2 separate regions of the Mus musculus genome follow, and region 1 is linked to region 2. The links are chromatin contacts, found by Hi-C or POLR2A ChIA-PET in ENCODE. All regions are on one chromosome and are shown on one strand. The core of a region is the stretch at or near the end of the contact, and the rest is flanking DNA. Distances in the headings are between cores, read along the strand shown. Region 1 holds the start of 1810063I02Rik (RIKEN cDNA 1810063I02 gene). Region 2 has its middle 36 kb from the start of 1810063I02Rik.

Region 1 (7,125 bases), core at 1,572-4,071, 36 kb after region 2:
ATTTAGTAAAATGATAGTAAAAAAAAAATTCCCAAATTTTCAAAGAGCGGGTTTTCACACATTAAGATGTACATAGAAGCAGCCGGGCAGTGGTGGCGCACGCCTTTAATCCCAGCACTTGGGAGGCAGAGGCAGGCGGATTTCTGAATTCTAGACCAGCCTGGTCTACAAAGTGAGTTCCAGGACAGCCAGGGCTACACAGAGAAACCCTGTCTCAAAAAAACCAAACCAAACCAAGCCAAACCAAACCAAAACCAAAACAACAACAACAACAACAAAAGCAAAAAATGCACATAGACATGACCAGAAAAGAAATTGGCCATGGCATACTATAATCAGGATATCAAAAGTACAAAGTAAAAAAAATAAGCCTAGTTAACGGGAGAAAAAGACAGTTCACACACAAAGGCAGCAATACCAAGTCACCAGGACTGCGCACCAGCAACAAGGAAAGCCAGAAGAGAGTGAGTGAGACCTTTCAAATTCTCAAAGTGAACAACTGTGATCCAGAAATGTCATAGCCTACAAAGTGATCTTTCAAAATTAGTGGAGAAAGCAAGGTATTTGAAGACAAACGCAAATTAAGGCCAGCCTGCATAAAGTCCTCAGTGGAACACATCATCGGAGGAAGGTGAACGAAGACCTGACTATAGATGGACAAGCCAGGCTTGGGAAAGAAGCAAACACACCTGGCATGGGAGCTCAGCAAAACCTCGGAACTATTATGGGAACAAAGAGAAAAAGCAATAATCTAGCAAAACAGAACCTCACCTAACACATTTACAGAAAATAGCGAAGCCCTTTCTACAATAACCTTAATACAAATGTCCTCTGCTCAGCACTAAAGAGATACGGATTAAAGAACTGGATTTAGAGATAAGAACCAACTATCTGCTCTCTCCAAGAAACACACTTAGCCAGCAATGACACCCAGACACTTGATATCAAACGGAAAAAAACATCCCAAGCAAATGGACAATGTAAACTGAAACTCATTAGAAGAGATAAAAGGGGCACTAGATTAGGGTTTTTATTCCCCCCCCCCCATGTTTCTTTAGCAGAACAATGGCACTAGGTTTTCCCTTAGGTCCCATGGGATAGGACAGAGGATTTGGAAATAAAATAGCCAGGCTGGGCCACTCAAATTGGCAAAGGAGGCAAAAACATGTTTTGGAAAAAGAGCTAGTCTAGCCAATAAACAGTGCTGGCAGAGCTGGCTCCACCTGCGGGAGGATTAAATTAGATTTATATCCTTCACTTTGTACAAAACCCAGTTCAAAATGGATAAAAACCCTTAAGGTAAAATCTAAAAGTCCTGAAACTTTAGAAGAAAACACAGGCTATGAATACCCCTCAGGAGACTGGGGAAGGCAAGACTGTTTTAAACAGAATACCAGCAGCACAGGAACTAACTCCACCATCAACTGATAGGAACAGGAGAATGACAGTTCTCTGCACAGGACACAGTCAGCAGTTAACAGACAGCCCAGAGAAGGGGAGAAAATCGGTACCCAGTACACTTCAGAGAGGGGATAATGTCCAGAACTTAGAAAGAACTGTGGAGATTAAACGCCAAGGGAATAAAACTGCCAACCAGCAAATGGACAAATGAACTGAATAGACAGATTTTTAAAAAGACACACAGACAGATGGCCAATTTACTATTTTTAAAATTATCCAATACCCCCACCATTAGGGAATGCCAATCAAAACTACTTTGAGGTACCACCTAACCCCAGTCCAAATGGCGTTTGTCAATAAATCTGACCACAAACGTTGGAGAGGATGTGGAGAAACAGGAACTCTTAATTCACCATTGAAGAGAATTCACTGTTGTTGAGGATGCAAACTGATACAGCCCCGTGGAAACCGCTGCAGAGAGGTCTCAAAAAATAAAAATAAAACCAGAACTAGCACGTGACCCAACTAGTCCACTCCTGGGTATACACCCACCAAACCACACCCACCCTATAGATATGTGCACCACTGTGTTAATTACTGTTTAATTCACTATGGCAAAAAATTGGAATCAACAGAGGAGCCAATAATGAAACATATATGTGTGTGTGTGTGTGTGTGTGTGTGTGTATATACATATGTAATGGAATATAATATATCATGTATTATATATAATGGATTATTGCTCAGCTCTAAAGAAAAGTGAAATAAAAATTTGCAAGAAAACAGATGGCCTTAAAATGTATAATATCCAGTGAGGTCACACAGCCTCAGAAAGAAAAAGCCCCATGTCCTCTTCATATGGTGAATCTAGCAAATATTATACACACACATGCAAACAAGCGTGCCTGCCGGTACAGTATGATATGGAGAAGAGAGAACGAGAAAGGCTGAACACCACGGGAAAGGAGGGCTGAATGCAAGGAAAGAATGCGACCTAAGAGAGAGAATATAAATCTGTTTTTCTAGTTCTAACTCCGTCATAAGATTTATTCTTTTGGTTTTGGTAGTGGATAAACAAACACCTAAAGTATATTTGATAGTGAAAGATAAAGTTCACTGAGAAGTCCCACAGCGTCCCTAGGTAGGATTATAATTGCTGAGATGAAACACCGGGACCAAGCTGGGGAGGACAGGGTTTGTCTGGCTTACACATCTTGAATTACAGCCCACTGAGAGAAACCAAGGCAGGAACTCCAGCAGCGCAGGAAGCTGGAGGCAGAGGCTGAGGCAGAGACCATGGAGAGGTGCTGCTCACTGGCTTTCCCCTACCCAGGATCACCTGACGGGGTGGCCCCACCCACAACGGGCTGGACCCTCCCACTTTAATCACCAATTAAGAAGCTGCCCCACAGATCTTACGGAGGCATTTTCTCAGCTGAGGTTCCCTCCTTTCCGGCGATCCTAGCTTGTGTCCAGTTGACATAAACCAGCCGGCACAGCTTCCATCCTGAGTACCTATTCAGCCAGCTGTGAGTTGTCTAAACTCAGGGTCTGGTTAATTTGGGTATGTGGCTGATTTATTTTAAGTTATTTTAACAATAAAGTTTAAAAACCTTTAAAAGTTGTTGTTGTTTTTTTTCTTTCAGACCATGGTTACCACAGTGCCTGACAGGGAGGAGGTCAGAGCCAGAGATGTGGGATGCTGACTCCGAGACCGAGATTTGAACTGACAGAAGCTGATGGGACAGGAGAGCTGGTTGGTCCCCTTGAAACATTTCTAGGATTAAAAAAATAAAAGGCTCGTAACCATGAACCTCAGCTCTGACGAAAGCTTGGAATCTCTGGGGATTGGAAACAAAGGCCATGTTCCCAGTTCTCCCCAGGCCTCTCTCTGGGGCGCTGGGGAGTCTTAAGCTCAGCACGTGGAGCCCACCTGACCTCTGTCACAGGTCTACACCAAGGCCAGGGAGCAAAGCACACCGGCCCTGAGCTTGGCGTGAGGAGCGGGGACCCGGTCCTCAGTAAAACACCTGACAGTAACAGGAGCCCAAGCCCTTTCTCCGTCCAAGCCATGATTGGGGACGGTGTTCTGGACCCTGTCTGTGTCTCTTGGGCCTCAACTCTCTGACTCTAGATCTTCCGTGAGCCACTCCACATGCCCTTTTAAAAATGTCAAACTCAGGGCCAGTGTGATGCTGCTGTGGGTAAAGACACCTGCTACCACGCATGGTTATTTGCTTGATCCCTGTCACTTTCATGGTAGAAGGAGAGAACCAATTCTCATGGGCTGTCCTCTGATCTACACACACACACACAACACACACACACACACAAACACATACTAAATAAATGAATAAAAAATTTTAAACTCAGATTTAAATTTAATTATCTTATATACATTCATAGCACTGCCTGTTAGCAAATATACCCATGGAATCAGAACTCAGACTTGAAGCCAGAAGGCAGCACCCAATGGCTCTGGGGCTCTCTGCCCTGCAGGTGCAATCTCTAACTGGATTTTACCTGTTTTTGAGCTTTATCTGTAAGTGGTGTCTTAGTCAGGGTTTCTATTCCTGCACAAACATCATGACCAAGAAGCAAGTTGAGAAGAAAGGGTTTATTCAGCTTATACTTACACATTGCTGTTCAGCACCAAAGGAAGTCAGGACTGGAACTCAAGCAGGTCAGGAAGCAGGAGCTGATGCAGAGGCCATGGAGGGATGTTACTTACTGGCTTGCTCAGCTTGCTTTTTTATAGAACCCAGGACCACCAGCCCAGGGATGGCACCACCCACAATGGGCTGGGCCCTCACACTACCTCATCACTAATTGAGGAAATGCCTTATAGCTGGGCCTTACAGAGGCATTTCCTCAAGGGAGGCTCCTTTCTTTGTGATAACTCCAGCTTGTGACAAGTTGATACACAAAACCAGCCAGTGCAAGTGGGTTACCAGTTAACATGTCCATGAGGAAGCTAGCTAGGGCTGGGGGAAGCAAGCTAAGAGCAGCTCTCCAACCTGCATGAACAGGGCTGAAGTCAGGGTCCACAGGTTAGCCGGGTGCAGCCATGTAAGGGCCTACCCTGTTGGTAGATGAAGGAGGCTTCCTTTCTGGGAACGGGTCTGCTCCCAGGCCAAACAGGGTGGTATTCTGGAAGTCCCTGAACTGGCCGGGGGAGGAAAGGATCTGTGATGGTAAATTCTGGTCAAATGGACTGAACAGGAAAAATCTTAGAAAATTCACAGAGCTCTACTGTGTCGGATCTGAAATGTCCCTAAAAGCCCATGTGCTGAAAGTTCAGTTCCAAGCCTGAGGCACTACGGGAAGATGGTGGAACCTTTAAGAGTGTGGCCTAGTGGGTGGAAATGAGGTCACTGGGAATATGCCTTTGCTCCTCCCCTTTCTGTTCCCCGATAGTGCTTAGGGAGGAGTGGCACCTTTGCTACACTCTCCTCCCTTGGTGTGAGCCAGTCTAATATCTCCATCTTTAATTAATTAATTTATTTATTTTTCCATTTTTTATTAGGTATTTAGCTCATTTACATTTCCAATGCTATACCAAAAGTCCCCCATACCCACCCACCCCCACTCCCCTACCCACCCACTCCCCCTTTTTGGCCCTGGCGTTCCCCTGTACTGGGGCATATAAAGTTTGCGTGTCCAATGGGTCTCTCTTTCCAGTGATGGCCGACTAGGCCATCTTTTGATACATATGCAGCTAGAGTCAAGAGCTCCGGGGTACTGGTTAGTTCATAATGTTGTTCCACCTATAGGGTTGCAGATCCCTTTAGCTCCTTGGGTACTTTCTCTAGCTCCTCCATTAGGAGCCCTGTGATCCATCCATTAGCTGACTGTGAGCATCCACTTCTGTGTTTGCTAGGCCCCGGCATAGTCTCACAAGAGACAGCTACATCTGGGTCCTTTCGATAAAATCTTGCTAGTGTATGCTAATTTATTTATTTAGTGTATATTTATATGTGTATGTATGTATGCATACATGTATGTTTGTATGCATGTATATTCATGTTTGCTCATGCCGTGGCTCCTGCATGGAGGTCAGAGGTCAGAGTATGATCTCAGGCTGCAGTTCTCACCTTCCACCTTGTTTGAGACAGGGTCTTTTATTTTCTAATTCTTGCTGCCCTATCCGCCTCTGGGAGTTCTCCCTGTAGGAACACTGGCTTTTGCATGGGCTCTGGGGATTTGAACTTGGACCCTTGTGATTTGTTTTACCCACTGAGCCATCTCCCCAGCCTTAACAACCACTAGTTACAGCTGCTCATACATTCTGTTGGTTCTGTTCTTGCTCATGAATACAAAGCATGGGAACGCAGCTTCTAACCACCTGCAGCTCGCTTGTCTACTGATCATCTTACTTCATCCAGACTTGGGAACTGTCCCAGCCACTTAGCACTACAACTGGCAGGTGGCAGGTGGTGGTAGAAGGAAGGACCCAGAAGGAGCCACTACAGATCAGCTTCAGTGATGAGTCCCCATGGCACATGAGAACAGGATTGTGTCCTTTGAGTAGAGACCCAATTGGTCTCTCTTGGGCAATGGCTATAGGCCTCCACTGCAGCTCTCTGCAGACAGATTTGAGTCAGATTCCATGTCCAGCAAAATCCCTGAGACATGCCAAGTGCAAGCATGTGTGTTTGGGGTGAGGGTGGGGGTGCTTGCCTCCACATTTAGCACGTCACCACAGAAGCAACCAAGTGTGCTGGGGGAGTGTAGACACAGTCCAGCCCCCTTATGTCTGAGGGAGTGCCATTCTCCTGTATAGTCTTTGGCTGGTAGTGGCAGCAGCAGCAGCAGCTAAGAACTTGTTCAGAACGCAAGTGTTCAGGCTCAGTCAGGATGTGAAGTTAGATAAGTGTGGCTCAGCACCGCACGGTTTAATACGCTCTGGGGATTAAGATGCATGTCTCAAGTATGCAAGCCTAGAAGTAGAGATTGTAATCAGTCAGCCCCAGATTCAGAGATCATACTCAGAAGGTTCAGGCCTGTGCACCAAGATTACAGGTGAGTGGGAGGGACTTAATTAAGAGTAGGAAGTGGGGAATAGGAAAATAGAGGCTCTAATTGGGGTTGGGGGAAGGAAATCAATTCAAGATATTAAGTATATATATGTATATACACACACACACCATGTGTGTGTGTGTGTGTGTGTGTGTGTGTGTAGTTTAAATGAAGTTAACCCACTGTAGAGAGAATCTCATATAAGTAACAATAAAATAGCCCATGACCAATGAGGTGAGGCAGGAAATAGGAGGTGGGACACTGGCAGGAAGAGAGAGGATTCTGGGAAATCGTGAGAAAATAATGAGCGATCTGAGCTAGAATAAGAGGGGTGTTGAGGAAGACTCCAAGGAAGAAGCAGCTCACACTGAAGGAGAGGTAACTTACCATGTGGAAAACAGAATAGTTTGAATAGGTTAAATATGTCACAAGCTAGTCAGGGGATAGCCTAAGCTTGTGGCTTAGGTATTTATTAAGAAATAATTAATCTCAGAGTCATCATTCCCGGAGCAGGGGCTGGGAAGGAACAAATGGATTATTTTTTTACAAGCCCCTTGAACTGACAATGCTTTTCCTAAGAGCCATAGACTATCTAACAAATATCCCAGCACCACGCGTGAGAAGCCCCCTCTCAAGTTGTTGGCTGGAGGAATTTAAGAGATTCCCCAAAACAATACAAGCTTGCAGTTGGTTGTCTCTCTGAGG
Region 2 (7,113 bases), core at 2,448-4,947:
ATGCATTTACAGGGCTGAAGCGAGTGGGGAAGAAGGTTGTAGACTTTTCTGGCCTGCAATAGGCCAGTGCTGGGGTGACTGGTGAGGTAAAGAACGGTAGATGATTGATAAGTGCCTCAGGGGGAGGGCGAATGTGATCAAAATACATTGCATGGAATCTCAGAGAATTACTAATGTTCTATTTTAAAATAGATTCCCATCTCTTCTGGCCATTGTCTGCTCTGCAGGGGTGGGGATGGGAATCACGCAGGCAAGTTACTTTAGTTTTGGAGTACTAATTATGGTAGTTAAAGGAAATAAATTACCACAATTTAACCGAGGTGGGGGAGGGTTTTTAAAAATGGCTTGGTCTTGGCTATCAACCACAGTGGATGACAGGCAGCTGGCTCCAAAGCAAGAGAAGTGGACACAAGGACCAGGAGTTCATTCGACCAGAGTCAGAATTCAGAACAGGTGTAATAATGCCGTCTGTGCACAGAACAGAGTCCTGGGTGGTTCAAGACTCACAGTGGAGACTGGGACAGTTAGAACCTGAATCATGACTAAAGGCCTCGGGAAATGGGCTGAGCCGAAGCATAAATACTTCTGAAGAGATGAGCAGTCAGGGGCCTGAGCTGAAGACTTCTAAACTACACACAAGGAGGCGGTGGGAAGAGGAGGAGACAGGGAAGTGTCTTTCTTACTTCACAAGAACACGCCCCAAAGAGCACAGAGCTGACCCTCACGGTGCCCCAGTACCCTGAGCCAGGGTTGATGTATGAATAGAGATTTTATACTGGACAGATATGTTGAACATTTACAATCTGAGGACAAAATAATTCTAAGCCTTTCTAGACCACCACCACCACCCCCCAAAAAAAGAAAGAAAAAAGAAAATGAGATACATATCTTCAGAATCCGAAGGAAAATAATTTCAGACTCAACCTCTGAATATAGCCAAATATAGGGAAAATCCCCCTGAGGGATGGAGAGATGGTTCGGCATTTTGTTTGTTTTCTAAGACAGGGTTTCTCTGTGTAGCCTTAGCTGTCCTAGAACTCGCTCTATAGACCAGGCTAGCCTGGAACTCACAGAAATCTACCTGCCTCTGCCTCCAGAATGTGTCTAAAGGTGAGCAACACCACAACCCAGTAAGATGGCTCAGCTTTGAAGAACTTGAACTGCTCTTCCAGAGGACCTGGGTTCGACTCTCAGCATCGTGTCAGGTGGCTTACAACTTCCTGTAACCCCAGCTCCAGGAGCATCCCAATCTTCCAGCCTTTGTGGGTGCCTGTACCCACTTGAACATACCTACACACACACACACACACACACACACACACACACACAAGTAATACAAGAAAAATGAATGTAGAAAAACATGAGAGTGGAACTATGTGACCTTGTCAGTTCCTTTTTTTCCATTTTTAAATTTTTACATGTGAGTGTTTTGTCTGCATGTATGTCTGTGTACCACATGTGTGCCTGGTGTCCACAGAGGCTAGAAGGGGGCATTAGATTCCCTGGGACTAGATTCATACATGCTTGTTAGCTGCCTTGTGGATGCTAAGAATCTGAATCCAGGTCCTCTGGAGGAGCAACCAGTTTGTGCTCTTAACCCCTAAGCCATCTCTTCAGTTCCTGATAAGGTTCCTTTTTGAAAGAGTTACCAACTCTTAAAGTTATAAACTCTAACAAGAAGGAAAAGAAGCTGTTAGAGGCCCTACCCTTAATGAATTCAGCCATCATAGGTAAGATAAGGTATATAAGGATTTTCCTGCTCCCAGGGACCCTAATTTGCTAGGGTATAGACTCTGAGTGGTTATACTATGTCTTGAGCCCCAAATGCCAGAGGCTGACATATGAGGGGACCAGATGCATCGGTCATGGAACTCCCTGTGAGTGCCTGGCTTCCGTTCTGGCTCAGAGGCTGAAGATCAGGTCCCTGATGGAGGAGACCTTACCATATAGTGACCATTCTGTGAGTTTTGTGATGTCATAGCTCCTTTCCTTCTAATTACAATTTGACACTTTCAGACTGTCCATTTGTAGATGCTTGCTGGTCACCCCATAGACAGGCCTGGCCCCAAGATCCCTGTGTGTGGCTCCAGCCCCACACTACGCTGGCCATCTCTGCTGAGTTGGGCTCTGGATAGGATGAGGGCCAGCACCATGGTTCCTGCTGCTGGGGGAGGGCTGTGTGCTGACATGCTCTGACTACTGACTAGGTTATAGACTTTGTTCATCTTCAGTGCCAACAGGGAGCCAGGGTATCAATGGGGTAGAGTGGGACTTCCCTGAGGAGGGCTGTGACCTCAGTTCCTATCAGCTTCTTTCTTGACACTGTCTGATGTTAGGTTCCCCCAGCTTTGGCTTCCAGCCCATCTGCTGTCAATGGTTACTGGAGCTTGGGTCAACTTCATGCTGAGCAACTGCCCAGCCTGTTCCCAGGGTGTCAGCTGAGGTAGATACCCCTGTGTACGCAAAGCCTTTCATTACTGCCAAGTCCTCATCTCTGCCTCCTGCCTAGCCCAGCTCCTCTGACCTCACTAGCTACTCACCACCACTTTGGTTGGAGCCTGTATCCCACCACAAAGCCTCTACACTACACTTCCCTCCTCCAGAGGCTGAGGTGGGTGAAGACTGCTCTTCAACAGTGTTCGGACACCAGGTCTTTCTTAAATGGCATCCTTTGCCTAAACTTGGACCTCTCCACCTCCAGCTTCTGGGCCACCACCTGCAACTCTCCTTCATTTGGGGGGAAAGGCTATGTCCCTAACCCCTAAGATCCCAAAGGAACAGAGATGGAGAGGAAGAAGAGAGATGGACAGATATTTAAATAGGACACAAGAAAAAGGGGAATTTGCAGGGCAGGGCAGGTGATAAGAAGGGCCATGAGGGAAGGGCACAGTTCAGAAAGCTGAAGACCATGGAGGGACTAAGAACTAAGACAAGGCCCGCGCAGCCTTGTGCAGAAGGGTAGGCCCGTGGGAAAGGGTAGAGGAGCACGGTGATGGCACCCAACCTCCTGTGACAGTGACACCCCCACCGTCCCAAGAATATAAACATCCTGAAGGCATCATCCTGCATGGCCTCCCGCAACCACACAGAGATATCCATGTGATAGCACAGGCAGTGTTTAAACAGCTGTAGCCATCGGCAGCTGGTCTCACATGGAGGCGCCCCAGAGCCATATGAAAACAGGAGCCTGCAGCCATGATTAGCCCTGGATTCTTGAGAAAAGCTTCTTGTGGAGGAAGGAGAGCACTTAAAGGAGCGAGAGCACAGGGCTTGGGGGCGCTCCTGGGCCATATGGCACCGGAAGCTCCGTGGGAGGGTGTTCCGGAAGCATGGAGGGCTTCTGGGAAAGGCAGACAAGTTCAGAGGCCGCGTAGTCTTTTCTGGGGCTTCTGACCATCTGTTGCCCTGTTGCCCTTGCAGGTTTCCTCTCTCTGGGGCCCCAGGAAGTAGCTGGTGGCTCTGCCTGGCCATTAATTCACCCATTTTGTTCTTCCCCAGGCTCTGAGCCCTGTGCTGAATATTCAGACTGGCTGCCTGATTTACCCCTGCCTGCGTTTGAGTGGTTCTATTTATAAAGCCCCAAGGATAGCTGACGAAAACGGTGAAGAAGAAACAAAATTTTCAGAGTTTAAAGGCACTATGCCAGCTGTTTGTTTGGAAAATAGGATGACGTCTATTCTCAGTTCCTGGCCTTCCCCTGGGACTGGGGAAGTCAGATTAGGCTGAGGCGTAGCTACCCGCAGAGCTGGACCACACATCACGCCCTTCTGTACCCACGACTTCAGAAACATTGTTTCTCCTTTGCTGACCTTGGATAGTGAAGGATGTTCTCCCTGCAGAGCACTCCAAATCCTTCCTGGGTTCTCCTATTGCATCCTTCTCCATCCCCTTTGGCTAAGGTGCCATGTCTTAGTGTTCTAGTGCTGTGAAGTGACGTCATGACCACTGTAACTCTTATAAAGGAACACATTTCACTGGAGCTGTCTTAGTTTCAGAAGTTGAGTACATTGTCCTCATGGCAGGCAGACATGGTGCTGGAGACATAGCTGAGAGTTCTACAACCAGATTACAGGCAGCAGAAAGAGTCAGGGCCGCTGGGTCTGGCTTGAGCATTTGGAACCTTAAAACCATACTTTTTCTAACGAAGCCACACCTCCTAATCCTTCTCCAGTGGTGCCACTCCCTGATGACTAAGCATTTAAATATATGAACCTATGGGGGCCACTCTTATTCACACACACCCAAAAAAAACCTCCACTTTTTCCTTGGAGGAGAGCCCTGCTAGGCCTTTTGCTGTGGGTTGGGAAAGTCTTGGGAATGGGGACCTGACGCTCAGGTGCCCTGCGATGCTGTGTAAAGCCTATGCTCAGATCTGGGAAGGAGGTATTGACCTCCTGGTCATTTTCTATGTGGCGCATCTTCCCTGGCTGATCCTTGACTTACTGTAAGGTGTGATGTGTTATACTTACTTCACCAAATGGAATGACTTTGAAGTCTCCTGTTTTGGTGTCTTCCCAGGCTGGTGCTAAGTGCTCCCTCCCACCCTCTCTTGAGATGCTGGCAGAGAGTGGTCCCACAGCTTCCAGGCAGCAGGTAACCAGGGCGATCAACCAGTTGTAGTGTGTGGCTGGACATGCATACAGGCTGATTGTGATGGTTTGAATAGAAATGGTCCCCACAGCCTCCTCTGCTTCACAGTTGGTGGAACTTTGTGGGGGAATTAGGAGGTATGGCCTTGTTGGAGGATTCCCAGTGTTCTCATTCTCTCTCTCTCTCTCTCTCTCTCTCTCTCTCTCTCTCTCTCCTACTTGTGGATCAGTCAGGATGTGATCTTTCTGCAGTCATGAATGCTAACCTTCAGAGGCCATAAACTAAAGTAAACACTTTCTTTTATGCCTTGATCATGGTGTTTTATCACAGCAATAGAAAAGTAACTTTAAGACAGAAGTTGGTACCAGGGAATGGGCTATTGTTGTGTCCTGACCATGCTCTTTATTAGAGGAATGTAGAAGACTTTGGGACTTTGGACTAAGAAAGCAGTTGAGTGTTATAAATGGGGCTTAATGGGCCATCACAGTAGGAACTTGGAAAGACAGTGAGTAGTGATAAGAGACACGTTGATTATGGGGGCTCAGCTAAAGGTTTCAAAGGGGAACAATGCTAGCAACTGGTATAAGGCTATTCTTGTGATATTTGGGCAAATATGGCTTTCTGCCTTGTCCTAACAATTTTCCTGAGGCTAAATTGAAAGCTTTAGACTAATTTCCTTAGTGGGGGGGTGTAGTGGCTATTCCTGGTTGTCAACTTGACAATATTTGGAATGAACTACAATCCGGAATTGGAAGGCTCACCAGTGACCCTTATCTGGAGGCTTGGAGATCCTTATCTGGATCTTGGTTTGAAGATCTTGAGCCATATTGGCTATGGATTCCAGAAGATTGAATCTCCGAGTTTAAGGAACACACCTTTAATCTGGGCTACGCCTTTCATCTGGGATTAAAGGTGTGGTGGAACACACCTTTAATCTGGGCTACACCTTCTGCTGGAGACAATATAAGGACATTGGAAGAAGGGAGTCTAGCTCTTGCTCCTGCTCCTTCGCCTGCTTGCTGCGTGAGACTGAGTAACTGCTAGATCCTTGGACTTCCATTCACAGCTGTGACTGAACGATTGTTGGGAATTGAGCTGCCGACTGTAAGTCATCAATAAATTCCTTTATTATCTAGAGACTATCCATAAGTTCTGTGACTCTAGAGAACCCTGACTAATACAGAAGTATTTCGAGACAGCCTAATATTAACTCTGTCAAGTGGTTATTAGTGATCGCTGTTATGCAAGTCTATCACGAAAGGGAACAACTTGGACAAAAAGAAATACAAAATGTACAGTTTGAGGGGAAAAAATAATGCTAGGAAATTTAATATTAGAGCCAAGGCTTGTTCTGAAAGAGGTGAAAAGATTAAAGGCCTGATGCAAAATGGAATCAGGGGAGTGGTGTCCTCAGGCAAGGCCCCACCCAGCTGAGCTTCCAACTTGGAGAAAAGAAAGTCCTGAGGGATTTTCTGCTCCTAAAGAGCAACAATGGAAATCTGCTGCACGTGTGACTCCAGGGGCCAGGCTCCATCCTAAGCCAGCTCAAAGCTGGCACTGTTATGCAAGTGCTGTGCCCTTTATGAATGATACCCGAGAAAGGGGGGGGGCGCTGTGGAACCTTCTTCTGTAGTCACAGAAAGCCACCAAGGCCAGTTGTATGTCAGGAGAGTCCCTGCGTGGATGCCCCAAGAGGCCATGACATGAGGCTGTGGAGGTGAAGTCTTGCTTGCATTGGAGGCCCTGGGATGGTGTAGGTTCTAGAGCCAAGGGCTGGCTGCCAGGGAGAGCTGCACTCAGGGAGTGGAACCATCCCGAGAGAGAGGGACGTTGTGGGCAGCAAAGAAAGCTGGAATAAGCCCTTTGATGTCAGACATGGAGCTACAGGACTTGGCGTTTGCCCTGCTGGGATTCAGCCTTGCTTTGATCCACTATGCTTAGATATCTCCCTTTTGAAATGGTAATGCATATTCTGTGCCATCGTATGTTGAAAGTATGTGATTTGCTTTTGGAATTTGTGGGGGATTACAACTAAGAGATTGCCTTGAGTCTCAGAAGAGATGTCGGACTTTTAAACAGGGCTAGACTGTGAAAGACTTTTGAAGTTGGACTAAATCTATTTCTCATTTTGATATGGCCACAAGCCATTGAGGTCAGGGAGTGGATCATGGTGGTTTAAATGAGACTGGAAGTATTCCATAAGTTGGAATACTTGGTCCACAGTCAGTGGAACTGTTTGGGAAGGATTAGGAGGTGTGGACTTATTCAAGGAGGTGTGTCACTGGGGGGCAGACCTGGGGTTTTAAAGGATTTTTAGTGCTTGCTTTCTCTGCCTCCTACTTTGAGGGGGTCTCTGCAGGTGTCAGGCAGGTAAAGGAGCCAGGAAGCGAGGAGAGTGAAAACTCAGCTCAGATCGGCCTGAATCAAGACTTCAGAGAGCAGGCTTATTGTCAGCATATTCAAAACATGGTATCATTTGGAAAAAAGCTTTCCTGGGGTAATACAATCCCTGGTGCACAAGAA

Evidence for each region. A loop is a pair of places that touch in the nucleus more often than their neighbours do. ChIA-PET counts read pairs that join two places held with the same protein, here RNA polymerase II (POLR2A).
Region 1: a loop to region 2 is called in a map of heart, with 2.5 times the contacts of the local background. The contact joins the promoter of 1810063I02Rik here to the enhancer-like site in region 2. A Hi-C loop is called at or near these places in 3 of 37 maps with a recorded cell type or tissue (T-helper 17 cell, heart and v-Abl transformed pro-B cells). POLR2A ChIA-PET finds 5 or more read pairs at or near these places in 4 of 5 experiments (Patski and embryonic stem cell).

Annotation. Positions count from the first base shown.
Region 1 is chr11:59,918,678-59,925,802 of GRCm38, forward strand. 1810063I02Rik (RIKEN cDNA 1810063I02 gene) reads left to right here and starts at 2,822. Exons shown (of 2, transcript NR_130986.1): 1 at 2,822-2,930; 2 at 3,048-3,212.
Region 2 is chr11:59,882,139-59,889,251 of GRCm38, forward strand. No RefSeq gene overlaps it. Among named protein-coding and RNA genes, the nearest start is that of 1810063I02Rik, 36 kb to the right of the region's middle. Within about 2 kb of position 3,698, at least 2 of the 3 ENCODE cell types and tissues checked have a DNase peak (open chromatin) inside an H3K27ac peak, as active enhancers do; they include heart, where a contact is called at or near this core.